2 separate regions of the Homo sapiens genome follow, and region 2 is linked to region 1. A link is a loop called in an ENCODE intact Hi-C map of the cell type or tissue named here. Cell type or tissue: ovary. All regions are shown on one strand. Links, peaks and the distances in the headings refer to the core of each region. The heading gives the core; the rest is flanking DNA. Region 1 overlaps GCLC (glutamate-cysteine ligase catalytic subunit). Region 2 has its middle 42 kb from the start of KLHL31.

What was found. A loop is a pair of places that touch in the nucleus more often than their neighbours do. Peaks named below come from ENCODE experiments on the same cell type or tissue, not always from the same donor. Only the 100,000 strongest peaks of a DNase experiment are listed, where the experiment ranks them.
Region 2: a loop joins it to region 1, with 4 times the contacts of the local background. A loop is called at or near these places in 5 of 110 quality-filtered maps.

What each region holds. Positions count from the first base shown.
Region 1 is chr6:53,503,061-53,511,060 of GRCh38, reverse strand. GCLC (glutamate-cysteine ligase catalytic subunit) reads left to right here. Exons shown (of 16, transcript NM_001498.4): 7 at 1,811-1,885; 8 at 2,350-2,466; 9 at 3,443-3,581; 10 at 4,036-4,148; 11 at 5,166-5,258; 12 at 5,565-5,669. GCLC-AS1 (GCLC antisense RNA 1) reads right to left here. Exons shown (of 5, transcript NR_183318.1): 4 at 4,627-4,907; 5 at 4,150-4,263. Among named protein-coding and RNA genes, the nearest start is that of GCLC, 38 kb to the left of the region's middle. In ovary, for the core only: no CTCF peak of the experiment used is centred there; no DNase peak of the experiment used is centred there.
Region 2 is chr6:53,699,790-53,716,565 of GRCh38, reverse strand. No RefSeq gene overlaps it. Among named protein-coding and RNA genes, the nearest start is that of KLHL31, 42 kb to the right of the region's middle. In ovary, for the core only: no CTCF peak of the experiment used is centred there; no DNase peak of the experiment used is centred there.

The DNA.
Region 1 (8,000 bases), core at 1-8,000:
TGGGTACCAGCTCCCATTTCCTCACTGCTCATGTAATTTCATGCCATATGCAAAGCGATTTCCAAGTTCCCACCTCTTTGCAGAAACTGCCCTTGGTTTGGTTATCAGTGACTTAATTGCCAACCCTTATCAATTTGTGTCTACTTTAACCTTTGAAACTCTTATTCTTTGATGCCTATGACACAGCTTTTCTCTGTGTTGAATTAATTATTAAATTAGTAATGACTAGTTAATACAGTCTCCACATTGACATGAAATGTGGTTATAATTGAGCAGGCAAACTTGAGTCTCCAATAGACATTGCTGTGGAAAACAAAGTTGAGATCTAGCTAAAACCATTGGAACTAACAGGTTGAGATTATAACAGTAAAATATTCACTTAGCTGCTGTTATTTCAAGTCTTAAACACTGAAATTATGTCGTGTACCAACACTAAATTCAAGCTGTCATTAATGAATAACAACATGAAATTCAAACTGTCATTATTGAATAACAACAGAGGAGATTAAAACTGTTCCCAACTTGCAGTTATTACAAATGTGCTAACAAACACAATTTGTGTTCCTTGCCCCTTCTACCGTCTTGGAAAAAAAAGCAGGTTTTTTTTTTTTTGGTTTCTGTTGGGTAACAAAGAATTTATGCTCACCAAGTTATATGATCTTTTCTCTGCCTAACTCTTAAGTGTCCTACCTACCATCCTTGTGCAGGCTTCCTGGGTGATCTCCCCATCTTCAGGACATTCTCTGAGCCTACTCCCCAGGTCTTTCTACAACTCGGGTTTTTCTTCTGGGCACCAGCCCTGAAGACCTAGCCACTTAGAGGGCCTCTTTTTCTGTCTGTTCTCTTGGCCTCGTAAGTCCATCATGTCATGACACCTCTTTATCTCTAACCTCTGAACACCCAAGCCAAAACCTAAGCCATCCCCTACTCTCAGTCTCCCCTTGGTCACCAGTGCCTGCTACTTTGACTTTAGTATCACTCTCCCCACATCTTTCCTCAGCCTTTTCCTTGACAGGTGCAGTATTTTAACTGCTTCCCTGTCTTTCTAGTCTTTCCCCCTTCCAAGCTCTTCACCATACTGCCACCAGTGAAGTTTGAAAACAATAGTTGGCCGGACGCGGTGGCTCACGCCTGTAATCCCAGCATTTTGGGAGGCCGAGGCAAGCAGATCATGAGGTCAGGAGATCGAGACCATCCTGGCTAACACGGTGAAACCCCATCTCTACTAAAAATACAAAAACAAAATTAGCCAGTCGTGGTGGTGGGCACCTGTAGTCCCAGCTACTCGGGAGGCTGAGGCGGAAGAATGGCGTGAACCCAGGAGGTGGAGCTTTCAGTGAGCCGAGAGCGCGCCACTGCACCCCAGCCTGGGCGACAGAGTGAGACTCCATCTCAAAAAAATAAAAGGAAGAAAGAAAGAAAACAATAGTTAACATGTCCAAATCCCTTTTGCATCCCTCACTGACTGAAGGGATAGGAAGGCAACAAGCCAGTAGAAGAGAAAATGCTTTGCTAAACATCATCGTATGTCTGTGTCTTATTTTTCTTTTTTGACTATTTAATCTTATTTCACTTAGGACCTTGGTTATTTATATTAGTTGTCTATAGGCAGTGGAACATAATTAAATACCATTTTCTAGTTAAATTCACCTAAGACAACTTTTAAACAAAACTCTTGCGTTAAATGTTGCCATTAATGAAGCGTTGTTAACTTGCCCCTCTCTGCCCAGCACCTTCCTTCTCTGACTTCACTGCTTGGGGAGCATGCTAATGATTCCTTGGTGTTAATAACTTTGCAATTCTTAAACAGGTGACATTCCAAGCCTGCAGTATATCTGAGGCCAGATACCTTTATGATCAGTTGGCTACTATCTGTCCAATTGTTGTAAGTAGAAATTACCTCTTATTTTAAATACTACTTCGTATGAAATAAGATAGCATGTGCAGAATTTACTGACAGTGTGCTATTTAAGTCCAGTTAAGACCTCAGTCAGAGATGGACTAATATAAATAGTATGTAGGTTTAGGTATAATGAACTGAGAGTCTACACTGTAGAAGTTTACTCTTGCTAGTACAACATTGATTTGTTAAATGTGAAGTTTGAATGTGGCCATTTTCCCTCCCCCATACTTCATGTCCTCACATTAGAGAGAGGATGATTTAAGTGAATCAAACCCAAGGAACTGGATTCTTCCTGGTATATTTCACTGTAAGATAGGCACAGGTACATGTGCTCTGTATGGGTTGCATAAACATGCTTTTTGATCAGAAATATAACTGCATGGAGCTTTTTTTAGCATGTAAGTGACACTTTGAATTTGCAGGAGCTGACTTTTGTTTGTTTTTAGATGGCTTTGAGTGCTGCATCTCCCTTTTACCGAGGCTATGTGTCAGACATTGATTGTCGCTGGGGAGTGATTTCTGCATCTGTAGATGATAGAACTCGGGAGGAGCGAGGACTGGAGGTGGGAATTGTTTTTCCTTAATAGCCCTTTTAAGTCAAGCAGGTAAAATGGATCTTTTGTAACTACTTGCAATTTCAGGATGTCTCCCTGCAATTTTTATCTGAAATGGGGAAAAAGATTTGGTCTAGGTGGGGAGTTAATTTTTATCGTATGTTGATGTCTGTATTTGTTTTAGCTTCATTTAAAATTAGTAGTCCGATTTTTCTATATTTTGGAAGTGCTGATGGCTGTTTTTACCAAAAGGCTTTTTGGTGCCACATGAGTGTTTTGTATATGGTGCTTTCTGCTGTGGAAAGTATAATTTGTTGTCAGAGATTCTTTTTCCATGTAAAAGGTTAGGCATTGACTAATAAGGGTGAGATGGCACCTCTTGTTTGCATGTTGAACTGTAAAGTAACCCTTGCATCTCTCCAACAAGGGGTGTGCATCAGAACCACCCATGGAAATCTTTGAAAATAGACACCCAGACCCTATCCTAGACCTACTAAATAAGAATCTCTAGGATGGGACCCGAACAAGGGTGTTTTTAAAGGAGCCCTCATAAGTGGTTTTGATATTCTCAACCAGGGCTATACTACTACTGCTCTGGTCTTCATGTAATTGTTCATAAATTGTTGAACATGCTTTCTAAGTAGAAATAAACTTTAAAGGATAATTATTTTGATAGGTTTATCTTACGTTATAGATTTATTTATTTATTTGCTTTTAACCTTAGTATTTATTTTCCCTAGCTTAATAAGAATGAAAGTGATCTGCTTTTAAAAGATAAAAGTATATTTAAATCATACCAGAAAAAAAGGGTATTTAAATTGCCTTCAGATTTTAAAAAACATAATTTTCCTTAATAATACTTTTTAGGGCTCACTAACTTTTTTTCTGTATCTTATGTTGAGGTTTTTATATAATTATCATATATAAAAATATATTCCACTCATTTTATATAGCATATTCATTTATATATATTTTTAATCTTTAGCCATTGAAGAACAATAACTATAGGATCAGTAAATCCCGATATGACTCAATAGACAGCTATTTATCTAAGTGTGGTGAGAAATATAATGACATCGACTTGACGATAGATAAAGAGATCTACGAACAGCTGTTGCAGGAAGGTGGGTTTCTACTCCATCTTTCTGGGTTTGAATGTACGCCTTTAGTTCTTCAAAGCTCTTTTACACTTTTTTGCTGACTCCTGGTCTGGTTTCTATTTTTAGTGCAAAGTCTTTAACTTCTCTCATGAGGCTACTTGTTCCTAAAGTTTCAGGTTCCAAATACTTGTGAGATTTTCTTGATTTTTAGCAAAAGGAGCTTACTTTGGAGGTCTGTGTCTAGGTCCACACCAGTGCCCCAGCAGGCATTGTGTAAGTAGTGAATAAAACGCTGACACTCCCGCAGTGTCCGCAGGATAAAATACTGGGTGAGGTGAGGATACTAATCAAACCAGCTATTTCAAGCTTCTAGACACCCTTTCTTCAAACTTCCTGAGCTATCCTGTCGTCTTTCTGGACTAAGAGGAAGTGGTATCTCTCGCTTTGCAGTGAGTTCCCATGTGATCTCTTTTTGCAGGCATTGATCATCTCCTGGCCCAGCATGTTGCTCATCTCTTTATTAGAGACCCACTGACACTGTTTGAAGAGAAAATACACCTGGATGATGCTAATGAGTCTGACCATTTTGAGGTATCTTCTCAGTTTTATTTTTATTTATTTATGTATTGACTTCTGAGAGTCTGGAATCCTCTGTTTTATATGCATTTCACTTCACAAACCAACATGGGGAGGCAGTTTTCTGTACCTGTGGAGAACACAAAAGAAATTTCATAAGACTTTCATTTACCCAGTGCAGTAAAGAACTTGGACAAATAAAAAATCGGTTTCAAGTACTCTTATTTTACGATTCTTACTGTTTATCTCACTGATTCTAATTTTTTTTTTTATTGTTCAGTATTTTCTTATTTGCCTAGTGGTGAAAAATTCAAACATACACTGCACAAAAAATAACCTGATCAGTTATTTCAGTGCTTCAGACATATCACCTTTTTTTTTTGTAGATAGACTTCTCATAGATTTATTTCTGTGTCATGTTATATGTAGACATTGACATATATACCTTTTGAAATACCATCTATATCCCCTTTCTTTCCCCCACCAAACTCACAAAAGGAGATATAAATCCTTCCAGTCTTGCCATCGGGTCCCAAGATGGTCAGGACGGAGAAAGAACTCTCTCTCAGTGTATTGAGAAACAGCTACCCTTCTTAGGCTCTTGGGTCATCGAAGCAGCAGCATTCCCAGGAGAGGAGGAAGAAAGGAAACAACTGTCATGTGACAGGGTTCTCAGATGAAAGTGTCCAGTGTCACCTGGAAAGGCAGGCTGGCTCCTAAAATTCTCAGGGATGAAGGTGGGGGCCCCGTGGCTCTTCAGATGCTGCTCTGTAGCTGGGAGATAGGGAGTAGGAGCTGGGTGAGATTAAGCTTGCAGTGATAGGGCCTCATAGCTTTTGTTAAACACTTGGCTGTTTTGTTTTCCTAAAAGAGCACACTCGAAGAAAATCTTCAATTGTACCTTTTTGTCTTTGTCAATTGAAATTTGGTATGGACAGTGAGCAGTCTTCTTCCTTAATTAAATACCAGATCATCTTAATATTTTCCTGGATGTGTGAAAAGTTGGTTTTCTTCTCTGCTTTTGTATCACAGAATATTCAGTCCACAAATTGGCAGACAATGAGATTTAAGCCCCCTCCTCCAAACTCAGACATTGGATGGAGAGTAGAATTTCGACCCATGGAGGTAAGACACATGCATCAGCAAGAACTGACTCAAAAGTACTCTTTCGCCAGCTGTTCATCACCCTTCTGATGCTGCTATGAGAAGGCTCTTATATATAAAATAAAAATTAAGTATGTGCATGGTAGCAAGTCAGTCCAAGTTAAGGAGGGTTGATTTCTGAGAATAGATGTGGGCAAAGGGCTTCCAGACCCAGATGGGGAATTAGGAGATGGCTTGGGAATGACATGATCTGAGGAAGGGCCTGGGTCAGGGAAGAGCATGTTTGTGTAGTTGGTTCATAACTTCTCTGGGCTTCTGCTTGTCTAGGTGCAATTAACAGACTTTGAGAACTCTGCCTATGTGGTGTTTGTGGTACTGCTCACCAGAGTGATCCTTTCCTACAAATTGGATTTTCTCATTCCACTGTCAAAGGTAAGGATATGTTTCTTTATGGTGATGGGTATAGATCTATCTGTAGATATATTTATTTATATATGCTATTTATTTCCCACCTAATTTCATTTGAAATTGTTTACCCTTTGCAATAAAATGTTTCTCCATCAGCCCTATTCTTTATTTTCTTTTAAACCTAAGCTTAATTTCTAGACGCTTTCCATTCAAGATGATTGATGGCTAGAAGTAGTCCTACACATTGATTTCATCCACCACAAAATCCCAGGTTGATTACAATGTTAAATTAGGATGGGGAGGGAAAGTGTAACTGCTGGAATGCCGGTAAAAGTCTCCTCAGTAGAACTGAACTTGAGATATTTCTGAAGAATTCGGATGGGATTGAACTCTCAGAAAAACAAATTGGAGTTAATCTGCCCCCCAAAAGACCAAAAAACAAGCTTTCTGGGAGGAGTTTGCCAGCAAAACAACTCCAGGTGATGAGGGAGCAGAGCTGTGGGTTGTGGAGCAGTAGCTGAGGAGGTGAACGCCTTTGGTTTCTGGGCCAGGGTTCCTCTTGGCAGAGAGTGGCTGGGAAAAACTGCTAAATAGAGAGGGCCCTGCCGCAGGGGTTCCTGGTTGAGGGTTTCGGGGCCAGAGAATGGAGAAGTAGGGTAGCCCTGTCACAGCAAACATGGAAGCAAGAATGAAACTGCTTAGCTCCAGCATCTGCCCCTGGGGCATCTCCTTCCTCCATGAGGGGTTTGCCAGACTGTGCTCATCCCCACACCCCCTGAAGGAAATCTGGCTGTCAGCCCATCCCTGCCTGCTCCTCACACCCAGACCAAAGGTCACCCACAGAACTCTGTGGGCCCACATTGCCCTCATGCCTACCTACTGGGGAGACCAAATCCATCTAAGAGAGATTCCATGTAAGCTACCAGTCTAAGCCTTTGCTTATAAATAAGAATAGATGCTTGGAAGGCAACAGAAAATTGAGAACAATTAACAGCCTTAAAGAGAAGGGCCTACTGGTCTTGCAAGGGCATACTCTGTAAAGTCAAACTTAGTTACTTCAAGGAAGTAAGCTGGGCCCAGCGCAAATCTATAATCTCTGCTCCTCAGGAGGCTGAGGCAGGAGGATTGCTTGAATCCAGGAATTCTAGTGCAGCCCCGACAACATTGCCAGATCCCATCTCTTGAAAAAAAAAAGCAACTGGAAAGAATTACTATTTTTTAAAAAATACTTTTAAACCTTTTTTAGAGACAGGGTCTCACTATGTTGCTCAGGCTGGTCTCGAACTCCTGGGCTGAAATGATCGTCCTCCTGCTGCCTCAGCCTTCCAGGTAGCTGGAATTACAGACACAAACCACCATGCTCAGCTTTGGAAAGAGTTCTTAAAGGAATTCTAATTAGTGGCCTCAGACAAATTCTAGAGAGGTTCAGTCACATCCATAAAACAAGTATTATAGATTGTGCTTATTTAATGGTGAGTATTCTCACCAGTAGAGCAGATGTTGAATATCCAAGGTAGTGATTTAAAAGACCAAATGAAGATTAATCCCAGCAGGATGGTGAAGAAATGGAAATTATGGAAATCCTGAAGCATGGAAAGCTCTGGAAAATTCAATGTTTGTGTAATAATTTAGAAGAGGAGAATAGTTTATATAGGAAAGATATACAATAATCAAAGAAATAATAGAATTTTTCCTTAATAAGTCTTCCTTAAGGATGAGACAAATATTTAACTCAAATGTAGGCATTTATTAATCTCAAAGAGAAAATTAACTGTCCGGACAGGAGAAAAAATTAGGAGACATGAAAAGGGGGGAAAATCAACTGATATTACTTTTCATTTGCAACATTAAATGCTAGATGGAAAGAAGTTTTCAGAATCTCGAGAGGTAAAGAATTAACAACCACAGAATTATCTTCTCAGCCAAATTATTCTTTAAATTTCAGGTGATTCTAACAAAACTGAATGGATCAAGTTAGGGCTAAAAGTATGCCAGAAGTCTTATCTAGTGTCTTGGTTTGTTTGGGCTGCTGTAACAAAAATACCTTACAGTGGGTGGCTTATAAACAACAGGAATGTATTGCTCACAGTTCTGGAGGCTGGGAAGTTCACGATCAAGTCACCGGCAGTTTCGGTGTGTGGTGAGAGCTTTTGCTCTCTGGTTCATACATGGTGCCTTCTTGCTGTGTTCTTACATGGTGGAAGGAGCTAACTAGCTCTTCAGATGTCTCTTCGTAATACCAGTTATGAGGGTAGGGCCTTCATGACCTCCCAAAGGAGGTCCTCCCAATTGCCTCCCAAAGGCCCTACTTTCTAATACTGTCACAATGGGCATTAGGCGTCAGTGTATGAATTT
Region 2 (16,776 bases), core at 5,056-13,055, 200 kb before region 1:
ATGACTGAAGAGCACAGGCTAGGAAAGCGCTGTCTGGTGGACCAAGACATTACCTTGGACACTAAACCATGAAGCGGGGCCTGAAAGGACTCCCTTTTACAGAAGACCTACAGGCTTCTCCCAGAAGATGGAATTAAGGCAAGCACGAAAACTTGGAGGCTACCTATTTACCAACCTTTTTAAAAAAAGTTTTAAAAAAATTATAATTTCTGCAGGATTCCTATGTGACCACAGTGCTAAGTGCTTTATATATATTATTTCATTATTGCTCACAATAGGGCTAGGCATGGTGGCTCACTCCTGTAATCCCAGCACTTTGGGAGGCTAAGGTGGGTGGCTCACTTGAGGTCAGGAGTTTGAGACCAGCCTGGCCAGCATGGTGAAATCCTGTCTCTGCTAAAAATACAAAAAAAAAAAAAAAAAAAGGCCAGATGTGATAGTGCACACCTGTAATTCCAGCTACTTAGATGACTGATGCACAAGAATTGCTTAAACCCAGGAGGCAGAGGTTGCAGTAAGCTGAGATCTCACCACTGCACTCCAGCCTGGGTGACAGAGTGAGACTCAGTCTCAAAACAAAAAAACAAAGAAACAAACAAAAAATTGCTTACAACAACCCTGTAATCTAAGTGTTGTTTGCTCCACTGTTTAGATAAGGACATTTGGGGTTAGGAGGTTATTTGCCCAAGGACAACCTAACTTGTCAATTCTACAGCTTGAATTCAAGTCTACCTGTAAAACCTGTAGCCTGATCCGTGACAGTAGCCAAAGCCTTTTTTTTTTGGTCACAAAGGTAGTCCAAAAAGTTATCTGATGATGCTACATCCCTCTGAGTTTTTTAGGCTGGGCTAAAAGCATCATTCTAACTGCCCTATAGTTTTTATTCTGTTTTATTGTAAAGCAATGATTCATACAGTTAGAACTACCCAGGGTTAAATTCCTTTTTGTATATATTAAGCACAAATAGCAAAGTGCTGGATAGCATAATTACTTTTGTACAAAAATATGTACTTTATAAATAGATAGTATTTTAGGATATTTGCTTTTTTATAATGGAATGTTGGGGATAAGAAGGGAATGAGGTTGCAGCTAATCCTATTGGTTTTGTACAGTTCTGTAAAGATTAAATTTATAAGTGGGTTAAGTGGATGGGGGGATCGTGGTCCATGTTTTGGCTTGTTTTTATACCTCTTTGGATTAAAAAAATCAATATTTATTACTTTAAAAACTACCTTTTAGAAGTCACTCTCAAACTATTTTTCTACAAAGAGCCTTTTCAATAAACATCTTAGGAAAGTGCAGAGGTTGAAGAGCATTTCATGAGGAAGTCTTCTTTCTGGCTTCTGATAAGGCATGTCATTTAAATGAACAATTCTGCAGGTCACCCTCCACCTGAAAAATTACTGAATGCTCCCAGAGTCCCATAAACAAAGATCTTCTTTGTCCTTGAGCCAAACCCATATGTGGTTAAAGACAAAGTCAGCTTGCTTTGAAGTTCAGAGAAAGAGTTGACTACAGTACTTCACCACTGAGAAACAATATGACCCTAGCTCACTCTTATGGACGGGGTGCCTTTCACCCTTTGCACCTGTCAAGGAAGACAGACTTTTTTATCTATTTTCTTAAAAGTGGCCATGCAGCTTTATAAAGGTGTTTGTGGAAGTACTTCAACTGAATTTATATTGGAATTTAGAAGATGTGAAGATAAAATACTTCACATAAGAAAAATACTATGTTTTCTTATTACTTATTAAGTAACGAGACATTTCACTGAAATACATAAGAAAAGTACGTTTTACTTGTATGTGGTCCTATTGCATATGTTGAATACCTTTTAATAGCTATTCTGAATATTAAGTTTCAAACCTTATCAGTCAAAGGATATAATTTATAAGAGTCCCCTTAAGTAGGACGTGGAGGTCAGATGTTGGGCAGGAAAGCAAACAAACACAGAAACTAACAAATTTTCACTATGCTTTCCAGGAAAGGGACATTTTATCAGAGTCCTGAAGGACGAGTGGTAGCTAACTAGATTAAAGGAGGGGAAAAGTAGAAAATATTTCAGGCAAAGAGAACATCCTGTCTGAAGTCCCCAGCCATGAGGAAAGACAGCAGTATACAAGAAACTGAAAGAAAGCCATGGAGCTCAGACCGCTGCAGGGACAGTGGCCCCGAAAAAGGCTAGGCACAGAATTGTAGGCTATGCTGTTCTTGCCTCTATCCAGAAACTGACAGAAAATCATTGAAAGGTTTTCACTATGTGTGGGAAGGTTTTAAAGACGCTGTCAAAAAGTCAGCAGCCTAGTTTTTTCCCTTTGAGGGTAATCCTCTTTCACCCTGGCTACTTTTTCATTATGACATGTTTTGTGTGGATTAGTGTCCTTCGCCAACTGTGAAAAACTAGCCATCATCTCTTCAGGTATTTTTTCTTCCCCATCTTCACTGTCTCCTCTTCATCAAGAACGCTAACTGGATGTCTGTTAGGTCTACTTACTTTGTCTTAATCTCTCTATCAGGTTTTCCATCTCTTTTTCTCTCTTTACTGCATTCTGGAAAATTTCTTCAGAACACTGTGGTTCACTAATTCTTCAGCCTGCAGAATTTTTTTCTTTTTTTTTTTTTTTTTTCATTTCTTGTGGTTGTATTTGCTTCTTTTTCAAACTTAGATGTTCAGCTTCTTTATAATCCTATTCATTATTCAGGTTTTTCAGTTTTTCCTTCATTTTTTTAAATTAAGCTTTTAATTTCGAGATAATTATAGACTCACACGCAGTTGTAAGGAATAATGCAGAGAGCTCCCATGTGCCATTTACCCAGTTTCGCATGGTGGTAATGAAACTATAAAATGTGTTGTAAAATTATAGCACAGTGTCACACTAGAACCTTAATTTTTTGTTGTTTTGTTTTGTTTTTGTTTTTGTTTTATTTGTTTGTTTTTTGAGACCAAGTCTCTCTCTGTCAACCAGGCTGTAGTACAGGGGCACGATCTCAGCTCACTGCGACCTCCGCCTCCACCATTCAAGTGATTCTCCTGCCTCAGCGTCCTGAGTAACTGGGATTATTGGCATGCACCAACATGCCTGGCTAATTTTTGTGTTTTTATGGAGTTTCACCATGTTGGCCAGGCTGGTCTCAAGCTCCTGACCTCAAGTGATCCACCCGCCTCAGCCTCCTAAAGTGCGGGGATTACAGGCATGAGCCACCGCACACAACCTAGGACCTTAATTTTTTAAAACATTAAACTACCTTTTAATATTGTGTGTCTGATAATGGCAATAGTAGAAAATGCTTTGTGGGTCTTTTTTAAAGTTATGTACTTATTTCTGTTAGTTCTTATTCATAGTGTCTTTCTTCGTTGGGTAACTTATGATTTCTCATGAGGAAATGGTTTTTTTCTTGAAACTTTATATGGAGGGACTGATTTAGACTTTGCACTGAAGCTAATTCCAACAAAGAAAACTGCCTTTGCTTCTGTCTGGCTCCTTGTAGCACTCTCAACCCAGGTATCCTTTATACTAAATACTTGGCTGGAGGTATTTTTGGATGACCCAGATAATATGAATTTAGGCTGCAAATCCACATGAAGGCTGGGTTATGGATGCTTAGAAAGATTCTGCTAGAGTTGATGGGACTCAGGCTTACATCTAGTCCACTCTTTCATAAGGGATTGGTCAAGACAATGTGTCCAGAACAGCCTTTTACTTGGTTTAATAATCTTGATGACAGCATCTTGAAAATCTTAATATCGTCTTACCAAGTAGCCCACATTTTTATTTTGCCCTGGGCCCCCTATGTTATCCAGCGGGTCCTGCAAGGGGTATGGCCCTTTGGGCATCCCAGCTGTCTAAGGCAAGGTTACCTATTGGATGGGACTTTTTCTCCTGACCCTGTAATTGGCACATCCCCCAAACTCAAAGCTCCCATTTACTAGTTTGGTAAGAACAGCTTACATGCTCTTATTGCCCCTCTACATTTCTGTTTTGACTTTTTCCTGAATACCCTTCTCTTTATTTCAAGTCATCAGTGCTTCTGGCGGCTAGTTTAAAATCTTGCAATGCTGTCTCCCGCTGCTGACTCCTCTTCTTGGGAAGGCCCCTCCAGGCACACTGTTCCCTTCATAGGATCACCAGCATCCTTCCTGATCATGCCCCTTCTATCCCCCTTCCAACTCCAAATCTAGAAGACCCTAATTTGCTTTCCAATATGTTGTTTAAGGCATTTGCTCTATCCCCTTATTCTTTCAGGGTTTAGCTCTTTCAATTCTCAAAAGCTTTTCTTCTTTCCAAAATCGCTGCTTCAGCAAATCTAAAGCTCTGCCTTTTGAAATCTCTGTTAGAAGATTTTGAAATATGTTTAGAAATTGAAAAGGTAAATAGCATTTTTTTCTCTTTGCATTCCTCCTATACTAATCTAGTCTTCCCTAGGGAAGGGGTATCTCTCAATCAATGGTGTGAGGGGAAGGGGTCAGCAAAGCAAAACCTTGCTTTATGACTCAGTTTTGTCCCACCACACATTGCTTGAGTGCTTGGAGTCTTCGAGTCCAGCTCTACAGCTGGACTTCCCAGTTACAGAAGCAAATATTAATAAATTTAGATTTTGGACATAAGCCAGCTTGAGTTGAACTTCTTGCCTTAAAATGGAAGGACTCTTGATTAGTCCAATGGTGACCAGATGGTGGATAGTTACTGAACCCTTTTCTCAAGAAACCAACCACAGGGTTGAGTTGCTGTGAGCTCCAACAGCTATTTATTTGGTGGAAATGGCAACAGGCAAAGCCAGTTTGCGGTGTTTAAAGTATGGCTTTGGATTTGAGCTTTGAGCTCAAAAAAGAAGAAATTTACAAATGTGTGAAGCACTGAAAATACAAAAGTTAATTACATTTATTGGAGAACAGAACAAGACCAAATATATTCTACCAGATGGTGATAGCTCTGTGCTCTATCAGGTATTTCAGGTTGTTTTGGGGATATACATGGTTATGGCTTAAATCTCTGGGAACCAGAGTGAATTCATTAAAATGAGATGAACTGTACTTCTCATTTCTGCTTTACATTTGCATAGGCTGTCCTCTTCCATTTTATTAGAAGCATTATCTTAAGTACAGGTTAAAGGAAAAAGCACCAGAAAGCATTGCTTTCTGAAAATCTATGTAAAAGCTCTGGAAATATTTTTCTATAGGCTCAGAAACTTGTGGCTTCTTCAGAATATTGCATCTCTTTTCTTCTTTTTCTTTAGTATATTTAAATTTTAACAAAAATTATTTTGGAATTTTTCTCCTTTTTCCTGACTTTCTGGATAGCCACCATTTCATTTCTTCCACTTTGTAAAGATTTACCGTCCCTCAGTTTCTCTCTATGCTCTGCTTGAGTGTGACATTCATTCCCAGGTTTTGAAGGATTCTTATCCCTTGGGTGTTCTGGGAGCTGCTCCACACCCCTCTGGGTCATTTCCTCCTTGGAAACAAAAATTCCATGCTTCAGCCTTCCTTATCTCCCTCAGGAGAATGTTTCCTTTTTCACATTCAATGCGGCCTAAGAAACAAACATCCTAAGAGGCACTATCATAGAGAAACATATGCCATGGTGCTCTGCCAGCAAGATGAGTTCTGCCACCACTGGCTGGCCAGACTCCCTAAGGTGACGGCTGGCCCCTAGTGCCTGCCTGGTGACAGACCAGGGCCTGGGAGGAAGCCACCCTGCCATCATCCTCAGGGCCTGTTCAAGGCCACATACACCTAGGGGAGGTACTTTCACAATTAGAAACACTATGGGGGGGAATTTTTTTTTTTTTTTTTTTTTGAGACAGAGTCTCACTTTGTCGCCCAGGCTGGAGTGCAGTGGTGCAATCTCAGCTCACTGCAAGCTCCGCCTCCTGGATTCACGCCATTCTCCTGCCTCAGCCTCCTGAGTAGCTGGGACTACAGGTGCCCGCCACCACGCCCAGCTAATTTTTTGTATTTTTAGTAAAGACGGGGTTTCATCATGTTAGCCAGGGTGGTCTCGAACTCCTGACCTCATGATCCACCTGGCTCGGCCTCCCAAAGTGCTGGGATTACAGGCGTGAGACTTTGGGGAGATTTTCAAAAACACTGTATATATTTATTGTGACTACTGATAAATTTCTATTTCTTTCTGCCATGTTGTACAACCTCTATTTGCTATGCTTTTGCTTCTTTTTTTCTCCCTGATGTCTTCTGGATATTTTTTCACCTACTCTTTGTACATTACACACTGTATTTTTATTCCTTTAATGTTTACCTTTAAAATGTTGTGTGTAATTTAGGGAAGCTCTTAGTAAAATCAAATATACATGATTCTGCTTCCAAACACTTCACAGATCTTAAAATGCTTTAACTCAAATCACTTCCAGTTGGCATACTATTATTATCCAGTATTTTGGTTTCATATTTTTAGTTGGAAAATTGCTATTTTAAAAGTTGATATGTAAAAATATGTAACACCTCTGTAAGTATGTGTTTGTAGATAATCATTCTGTGTTCTGTATCTGATAATTTCAATATCTGAAATTCTGTGGGGATCTAGAACCGCTTTTTGTGATTTCTGCTACTATTAATAAGTCTCACTCATGATAACATGTTTCTTAAAGCATTTTGGAATCTTTTCATTATAAGCTCATATTTTGGTAACCTGTGGGACCTTGATTGAAGATACTTCTCTCCAGGGAGGATAAACATGTGTACCACGGGTGCCACTCTCTTGGGGTCATTTCCACTCCAGATGTGGCCGTATCCCTGACTGAGTTGGTGCTGTGAAGTAGAATCCCACGTCCTTGAAAGAGCATACCTACAATTATAGATTCTTAGGGAGGAAATTATTATTATTGTTAACATCATTTTTTTCTATGAATAGTTTTCTCTTTTGGTGGCTTTAGCTGAAGGCAGATTTTCCCCAGCCTTTTTACTGAGACTGTGACCTCTGCAAATAACCTGTTTGTGGGGTAGGGGGTGGAGGGGGTTTCAGGTTTAGCTCCTCCTCCATTTTGTGTAGACCCAAGGCTTACCCTTCCCGTTCCCCTCCCCATGGTCCTTAATCCCCATTGTTCTAATTCTGGGCCAGTGTTTTCACCCAAACTTGAAATACACGTATATTCCCAAAAATAAACACCTTATATTCTGTTGTTTTACTCATACATGAAAAAAAATGGCTTATGGGGGCGGGGGGAGGGGAGTTGGGGGAAGAGACAGGCAATTCAATCAACACAACTCCATACGCTGGGAATTAGTAAAATTCTAAGTCTTACAAAAATATTAGCAATTAGAACCACATATTATATGCCCAGCAAATAAATACTACAGTAAATACAGGGCTTTAACTGAAGCAAAGGTGTAAGTAGCTTGATGGAAGAAGATAAGAAGGACTTGTGGATAAGAAAGGCTGAGTCTACAGTGCAAGGAGAGAGGACAGGGACATTCTCAGAGGTTGCCAGTGGAGAGCAGGTGCAGGCTCTGTGTGAAATGCATTGGTACCAGAGGTGGATGCTCTGGTTTTATTTTGCACAAAGATTAAGGAGACTCATGCAGTTAGGATTTTTAGACAGAACAAACAACCAGACTGAGCTCAGAGTGTAAATTTGGGGTTGAATGCATTTCATGTACACTATGGTGTTCCTCCATAGCTGTGCCAGTGGAAATTGCTAATGCATGCAGCACAAAGCAGTCACTTTCTGGAGGGGAAACTGTGTATAAGCCAATGAGATTTCTATATTTTACTGACACTTTTCTGTTGATAGACATTGAGATGACTCAAAGGCAGGAAACATGCACTATAGCCCAACAGGCCAGCCTTGCATCGGCTCTCAGGACAGCCCTGGCTTCCATGCTAGCTTCTGATTTGTTTTTTATCTGAAATTTGTTGTCCTTAGGGATTGCCTTAATACCTTGGAAGTTCAGCAATGCATTGAAATATATGTTTGCTGGAATTTATCCTTCATGTGGCTGTTTTTAGCGGAATGGCATTTTCAGGACATCTGGTCCTTTCATCCTGTTTTCTGGTTTCTCCAGCCTGTTCTACACTCAGCCCTCTGTTTTCTGGGAGGTCTCTGGGCCTGGGAGATGTGAGGCTTGGTTAGTTCACTGAAAAGCGTTCAGACAACAGTGGCCTTAAAATAACCACAGAACCAAAGCAATGATGATAAGGAACACTGGGAAACAAAGGAATTTGTTTTGAAGGCAAGAACTCCCCAGCATAAAGGGCCAACATCCCTTCTCTGAGAAAAGGTAAGACTGAAATGACATGTCACGTGTTTCAAAGACAATTTCATAGATTGCAGTACAGCATCATATTGCAGCAGGAAGTCATGGAACATGGTATTGGCTACATTATGGATTGCCTCCATATTGAGCAGAAGCTAAGATCAGAACCACATGGAACACTCACTTGCATTAATTAATTAATGAAAGTAATACCAGAAGGTACAAGGAGGCCTCAGCAAAGCCATGAGACTCCAAGACGGCCACTGGAGTCTGGATTGAGCCTGCCCAACTCAGGTCACATCAGCACTTCACCCTCATTCACTTTACTGTCCTCAAGGAAAAAATAATCATCTCTGCCTCCAGTGACAGGACAGTCAACACACACCTGACCTTTTCTGGTAAAGTAAATTCTTGCCAGTGACTTGCTGTGGCTTTAATGATAGTTTGCTTCCTAAAAATGGTTAACTATTTCCCTGATTCCAGTTTTCAGGTTTACAGAGTAGATAGAAAACCACGAGATGGCAGTTCACATTTATTGTGATCAATATAATATTGACCCTACTCCAAGAGGTGGAAATTGTGGTTTTGTATCATATTACTTAAAGTCCAAACAATTAAATCTTGTTGGACTTTCTGGATCATAAATGAGAGCCTGTGTAGGAGGAATTTATTGTGAAAACAAACATTCCCTGCAACTCCAAATCTCTCTCTCTCTTGTTAAGATTAGTGAAATGTAACAACACTATTTCCAGTGAAGATTTCACCAAAAACAACCAGTTAGATGAGAATCATGCGTTACTCACATGGCATGTCAAGATGATAAACTACATTATATAACTTTAAAAAAAGAATGAATTATAAAGTTGTCTTCCTGATAAGAGCTGCACAGCATTCTGGAGAACACTTTGGCTGTACTTAGAAAAAGTCTGTGGATCCCACGCTCATCAGTATCATTGGCATCAGGGTGGGATGAGCTGCTTTGACAGTGGGCCTGGTCAAGAGACGGTGAGACAGACACCAGAGAGGCGACCGGTGCCTGGCCGTGGCCTCGGGAAGCCGAATAGCCCTAGCCACTCCCTGGGGTCAGCACGCTGACTAGGGCAGCCACAGGAGGTGTTCTCAGTCGTGGGGCGGCCTGAGGATGGCACAGGCTTCTGGAGAGACCATGTACATCCCTTCAAGTGTTCTGCCTGTCTCTCTAGGATACATCTGGACTTTTGGTGAAATCTAGGAACATCTGAAGCCCAACCTAAATAACACTTAAGCTGGAACCCAAACTACTGTCTTTCCAATGCACAAATAAAACACACACACACACACACACACACACACACACACACACACACAGTTTTTTATTGTAGAAATATCACAAGGGAAATATAACTCAGGTATCAACTGAGATCTCCCCACTTGCAAACATGGGGAAATTTCCTAGAACCTCCACTTTCAGAGCTTATGGAAGTCCCAATTCTGGTGCTGGTTGCTTTTCATTCTCCATCCTTCCCTGCCTTGCTCTGCACCCAGAGGATGACTTTGCAGGTTGCATCAGTTGAGCTCCTTTGCCTTCTGGCTTCTGAGTTGGGTTTGGCTAATGGAAGCACCTGCAGGGTATCAGATGCTGGACAGGGAAACAGGAAGAGATATTTATTTCCTGTACTTCCTCACTGCCTTGCCATGGCTCCAGCAGAAGCACATTCTGCAGTCATGGCTCTTGGAAGGCAGCCTCGCTTCCAAGATTCCAAGCTCTCTATGGACTTAGGTAACACAGTTATTGCCCCTTACCCCTCAAGGGCTAGGATTGTAAAGGCTTCTCTCTATTGCTATTTGCTGGATGCTTCACCTTCCCTCACTGTTTCCCTTAATGCCCCACCCTACCTCCATCTTCTTCATTAAACACTTCTTGGTTAAACCCTCTGAGGGTGTCAACTTTTCCTCTTGGTATCCTGATGAATATATACACCTTCCCATAGATTTCTTTGGACTCCTAAAGGTCTTATTGTCATATATTCATTGTTACCCAGGCATTCCTGCTCCCTCACTTATAGATCTAAAGAATAAGCAGCTTCTCTACTAGTTTCTAAGCGAAGCAAAATTTTAAGAAATCATTCATGAGTTACATTTGCATTCACTGGAAAGCTGAGACAATATGAAGTGGTCACATTACATACCACACAGTCAACAACTTAAAAATCCACATAGATACATCTAGCCTAGTGTATGGGCCATAGATTCTGGAGTTAACTCCATGGACCAAGCTTTACCACTCCCTTGCCACTATGTGATCTTGTGTCAAATTATATATTTTCCTTGGGCCTCAGTTCTCCTCTCCCTTCTTCCCTCCCTTCCTCCTTCCTTCCTTCATTTTTTTCTTCCTTCTTCTCTCCCACCTTTCCTCACTCCCCTATTTCTCTCTCTTTCTTTTGTAAACTGAGGTGGTCATAGCTCTTATCTAGGATTGTGAGGATTAAACAGGTTAGTGATGTACAGTTCTTAGGTGCCTGGCCATATTAAGGACACTGTGTAAAGTATCAGCTATCATTTATTGTATTATTATTATTAGACATTCTCCAAAATCCTTCTCAGCTGGATTTCTTGGTTTCCCTTAGGGCCTATATCAACTTGCAACTTTTGTTTCCCAGCTTTCTCATTCCTGTCTCCTTCCTCTCACTTGTTTTCTTTTGAGCTGCCCCTGGGATGGGTGGAAGAGCAGCAAATGTTTTTTGCCATGGTCCTATCTCTGTAAACAATTTGAGTCAATCAAAATCAGTGTGTCAACCTCATATTGGCTGCTCAATCTCATGCAATTCCACAAAGGAAATACTGTGCTGGACAGCAAGGATGATCCACTTTCCAAGCCTCCCTCCTGGAACTGGGGCCTGGTCCCAGCGACCCTGGAGACTCTGTAAGCACAGTCCTCTGAGCTCCTCAGAGCATCTAGTCAACCCCACAGGTGTAGAGTGTGGGAGAGACAGTCAGAGAGTGCCCCCAAAGAAGAGAAACAGAGACCAGGGCCCAGAGGAAAGAGCCTGGGGCCTCATGCACCTCCTGGTCTGGCCTCAGTGCAGCCCACCCAGAAGTCTCTGCCAACCCATCAATCAGACACCAAAGGATGACTTGGAAGATTTTCGAGGAAATCACCAAAGCTTGGGCTCCTATGAGGTGCAGGGCTGGTCTCCTTGCCCACTTCCTTTTTGATTGCCCCAGGGAGTCTTCTCCCTCTAGAAAGGAGAGTAAGCTAATGTTCTAGTTCCCACTCCCAGGCTTCCTGAGAAAATCAGGTTACTCCACAGACAAAGGTGCCTGCCATTTAGAAGGATCTAATCTCTTTATGAGGCACTTGCAATGATAAATTTTGGACAGAGTCAAGTGAGAAAAAATAAGAAGATGAAGTTGCCTTTAGTTCTACTACCAAGAGCTATCAGCTGGCAACATTCGGGCACATGGAGTGTTCTGCGGCTTGAGCAAACAGGTAGGTCAAGATGTGCAGATATAAAAACTTGTTTGAAGTACGTAAGACAGGACACCCAGTTATATTTGAACTTCAGATAAACAACAAATCATTTTTTATATGAGTATGTCTCATGCAATATTTGGGACATATTTACACTAAAAAACATTAGTTACTTGAAATCCAGATTTAACCAGGTATCCTGTATTTTTATTTTCTAAATATGACAACGCACATTATTACGCGAAAAAAAAAGCAAATTGCCAAATCTTATGCTTATATTGATTCTATTTATGTAAAGAAAAAACTATTCTATACATAAACATGCTTACACACATGCACGCACACTCCCATTGATAAAAAGCCCTGGAAGAATATACACAAAAGTCATGCTTCTTAAGTGTTGAATATAGAAAGGAAAGAAGCTTTCACTTTTCACTTTACACACTTTTTAAATTTTAAGATACTGGGTCTCACTCTTCATCCAGGCTGAAGTGCAGTGGCATGATCATAGCTCGCTACAGCCTTGAACTCCTGGGTTCAAGGGATGCTCCTGCCTTAGCTTCTGGAGTAGCTGGGATTACAGGCATGCATCACCATACCCCGCTAATTTTTTTCTATTTTATTAGATACCAAGGTCTCGCTATATTTTTCAGGCTGGTCTTGAACTCCTGGGCTTAAGGGATCCTCCTGCCTCAGCCTCTTGAGTAGCTGGGATTATAGGCAAGACACTACTCAGCTAGTTTACATACTTCTATGTTATTTACATTTTAAAATTAAGCAGATTTTGTGACAAAGCATTTTAAAAGATGTGATGGATGTAATATGGGAGAATATACTTGTAAAATAAGGAAAAAGCAAAAGGTAAAACTATATACAGTATAATTACATCCATAATTATTAAATATCCTATGTAAGAATATACACTAAAAAAAATTAACTGATTCTTGACATGGTGCTAGGGGCTTCCACATATAATGTCAGTCCACTCAAATGGTACGTATTTGATTCTGCTGTTTGACTTACTTACTGCTCGTTTAGGTTATCTCCAATTTACTGAGAGAAGGGAAGATTGAAAGCCCACAGAAAAGATAGAAACTCCTAAGTAAGGCCTTAGGCTGTGAGCTCATGGATCAAGTCCAGGCTGGCATTATGCATTGGGCTAATGCTCAGTTTTTACCGTGGTAATACCAAGAGTCCCCGGGAGGTAAATGTCCCCAGAAGAGTTGGAAAAATTGAAGACTCCTGACACTATTTTAAAGGCCTGTGGTTTATTCTGAAAACTTAAAATTGTGTCTCTAAGGTACCGAGGACTTTGCTATATGTGTAATCTAGTGTTGAGAACACGCTATTGGTATTTCTCACCTTTGCTTCTAAGGCTTATTATGACGGGTTTACATTTACCCAATTCATGGCTGGGTGTCACCTTTAGAGATTAAATTAAATGCATACAATTGTCATGGCCTTTTGGTAAACATCACACCCCAAAACTTCTCCAAATTTTATGTTTCTATCCCACTTGATAACATACTTTCATTTTTGAATCCTCCAATCTCCTGCACCTCAAAATAGTCTATCAGGCAAACCATTTGTTCCCTTCAATTCTATTTTTAAAATGGCTTTCCTTTGGACAGGGCCATTAGAGCAGCTGCAAGAGCTGATGTTCGTTCATGCATGACAAAAAGTCCTCACATGTGAGGGACACCAAGGCCCTCCCTGAGCCACTCTGAATGCATCCCTAAGCTGGTGAGCCCTGCTGGTAGAGAGATGGAGGGTCCCCTCTCCACCAACTGGTGCCAGATTTAGAAATATTTACAATAAATTTGTGGGCATAAAAAAGGAAGAAGAATAATTTACAGCAGTTAATATTAAAAATTACCTTTTAATGACATATTATATGAGAATATTAAAGACTTAATAGAAGTGAAGAATTTGTTTATGCTTGTGTTAGATTTTAATTAAAAGGGATTCAAATATGGATCCCACTCTTAGGAAGTTGATAGGCTGAGGCACAGAGCAAGTGATACATGTTATGTGTAATACTTAATATTTTTGCATGCTATGTACTCTCACTCTACTAAGCACATTCATCTACTTTATCACATCCTTTTAACCACCCAATGACATAGGTTGCTGGGAAAACAAACAAGGACAGCAAGAATTGGTTACCAGTAGATTAAGTGACACTAAAAAATGTGAAATGTCATTTCATAATTTCCTAGTCCTAGGCTATGTGATCTAATTTTAAACACTAGTTAAAAGGAAGCTCAGGGCAAAGGAGGACGTGTACTCCCCTTGCTGGGTGTTTGGTAACCCAACCTGCACTTCTCTCTTGCCAGCAGCAGCCACAGCAGGCCGCCTGTGCCTCTGAAGTCTATCCACAAGATCCACGACTCTTCTGGGCACTTCCCCCAAATGGCCACAACCAGCAGTGCCAGTTTGAGTTTACAAGGTGAAGGACAGAGGTAAAGGCCGATCTGGAGTTAGGAAAGCAGCTAGTCACCAAAGCTTGCTTCAGAAGAGATCCAACGTTTGGCCCCACTTACAAGCCTATGGTAAGCAATTTTTTAGCCCCAGCTCCATGAAATGAACCATATTTCTTCTTCCCAGAGAGTAACTCAGGCATGGAGGATCTGGCTCACAATATTGTGACCTCAAATTATATTAAAATACATTAGACTCTTGAAGGGCTTTGGAGCAGTGATGCAGCCATCCATATGTCTCCTCATTTTGATGGTAGTGTTTAGATCTTGCCTCCTACATAAACTTGAGAAATAAATTAGGACCAGAGACCCTGCCTTAAGTCCTTGGTGCCTCCCCAAACACATGGCAGTGCTGGGACACAGTGCAAGTTCAATACAGCTTGGCTGAGTCAACCTTAATTGTTAATTCATCGTGGTGCATTCTAATGTTAAGACAGAATTAGAAGACATCCGTGTAGAGAATGTGTTCTATTTATTCTGCCTGGCAGGCAGAGAGTGAAAATTTCCTTTTACACTTTCCCTTCACACTTTCCCCTCCCCCAGAGCCTGCCATCTGTTCTGGAATATCAACATTCATGCAGGGTTACCCCTAGTGAGTCTTTTTAGACAATGTTTTGTCATGAACTATAAGTAGCAATGATCCAGAAGAGAGATTAAAGATGAATTTACTGATTCTCCTCCCTACCCCACCTGAGCAGTACAGTACAGAAATGCAACATTTAGTCATAAAGCTAAGAACCACCCCCAGCAAAGAAGTTCTTGTGAAAAAGTGCAGTATGTAAATTCATAATGCCAGCTTGCATCATTCTTTCAACTACCTGATGATCTTCACCCACCAACAGAATCCACATACATCATGCAGGAAGTGTTTACTGAGCAGCCTCTATGGGCAGGTATGGTGGGGAGCCACAGGATGAGTAAAACACTGACATCCTCCACAGACCTTACAAAAGGCATGGAAGATGAAACATATAATTACAATATAAGCAGGAAGTGATAAAGTGCAGAAAGAAAGATACACATGCAGTGGTATAGGAATTCTTGCAAGAGACCAATTCCTAAGTTTGGGAGCCAGGGAGGATATTTTCGAGGCATTGGAGCTAGGCCTTGAGCAATGGGTAGAATTTCATTATGTACAGTCAGGTCCTGGTAGGGAATAGCAGAAGCAGAAGCATGAAGGTAAGAAATTGCATGAATATTGGCAGGAAATAGTGAATGAGTTATCTGGTTTCCTCAGCATGAGGGTACATCAGGAGGAACAAGAGGAGATAAAGGTGAGACTCCTGTTAGATCAGGAGTCAGATTCTGTTCAATTACAGGCTATACATTTAGACATTATTCCATGGGCATCTTTGTGCACAGTAGTAACATTAGAGCTTTGTTTGAAGAAGTCTGAAGCAAGCCAGGCATGGTTGTGCATGCGTCAAATCCCAGCTACTTGGGAGATTGAGGTGGGAGGATTGCTTCAGCCCAGGAGTTTGAGGCCAGCCTGGGCAACATAGTGAGTTCCTGCCTCAAAAAAAAAAAAAAAAAATCCGAACCAGTATGTGAGCTGATCTCCAGGTATAACTCCATATGGAAGCCAGATGACAAGGAAGCCTTTTGATGCCTTGAGGAGCACCAAACAGGGTGAAGTATAAAGCAATATCTGGAAGAGCGCATGCAAGATGTTTTGCACAGTAGATAGTAGAGCCCAATTTGATAAATGAGCAAACTGAGGCCGAGAGATACTAAGTTGTCTAAAGCTATGTTACTGTCAAATACCAGAGTTAGGATTTGAACCCAGGGCCATCTGAGTCCAAAGCTGTTACTGTCAACCAATATTAGCTTCAGCATCATTGCAGAAATGTTGATGTCTTGTTTGACAACATAGAAATGCAGTTTAATTCTCATGGCCTCCACTCCATGTCAGCAACCAATGTTTAGGTCATGGTGGTAGAGGATCCAGAGTGTTGGAGGCTGTTTCTATAAAATGACAGATTGGGTTCCAGGATAGGTAAGGAGAAAAAAAACAGGTGCTGACCATCAACAAATATAGTGAGGGCCAGGCACAGTGTCTTACACATGTAATCTCAGCTATTTGGGAGGCTGAGGCGGGAGGCTCAGTTGAGCCCAGGAGTTCAAGGTTGCAGTAAGCTATAATTACTGCACTCCAGCCTGGGTGACAGAGTGAGATTCAGATCTCTAAAAAATGAATGAATGAATAAATAAATAAATAGTGAGGGGTTTCGGTACTGGAGGATAAATAAGAAATAACAGTACTACTAATAATAGCATTTTGGTAATGGTTTATAGAGATTGTCTCAATTTTTATAGAAGCTCAGTGAAATATATGTAATAATGACTATCTAGAGATGACTTCTTCCAAGGTAACATGTATCCATTATGTTGAGTCAGAGTTTGCTTCCTTTCATTTGGCCTCCACGAACTCTCCCCCATGGCCTCCCCACCAGGACAATAGTGTTAGCTCCGACCCCTTCCCCATCTTAGACCCCTACAGCTACCTTCTTCCTCTAGTATCTGGAAACCAGCAGTTCTGATTCTATTTTTTGGCTAGCAACAAAAAGATTAGGTTGCTTGAAGCCAGAAGTTTAAGGGCAGACTTAGACATGTCTCTTTTTCCCTCCCAATAA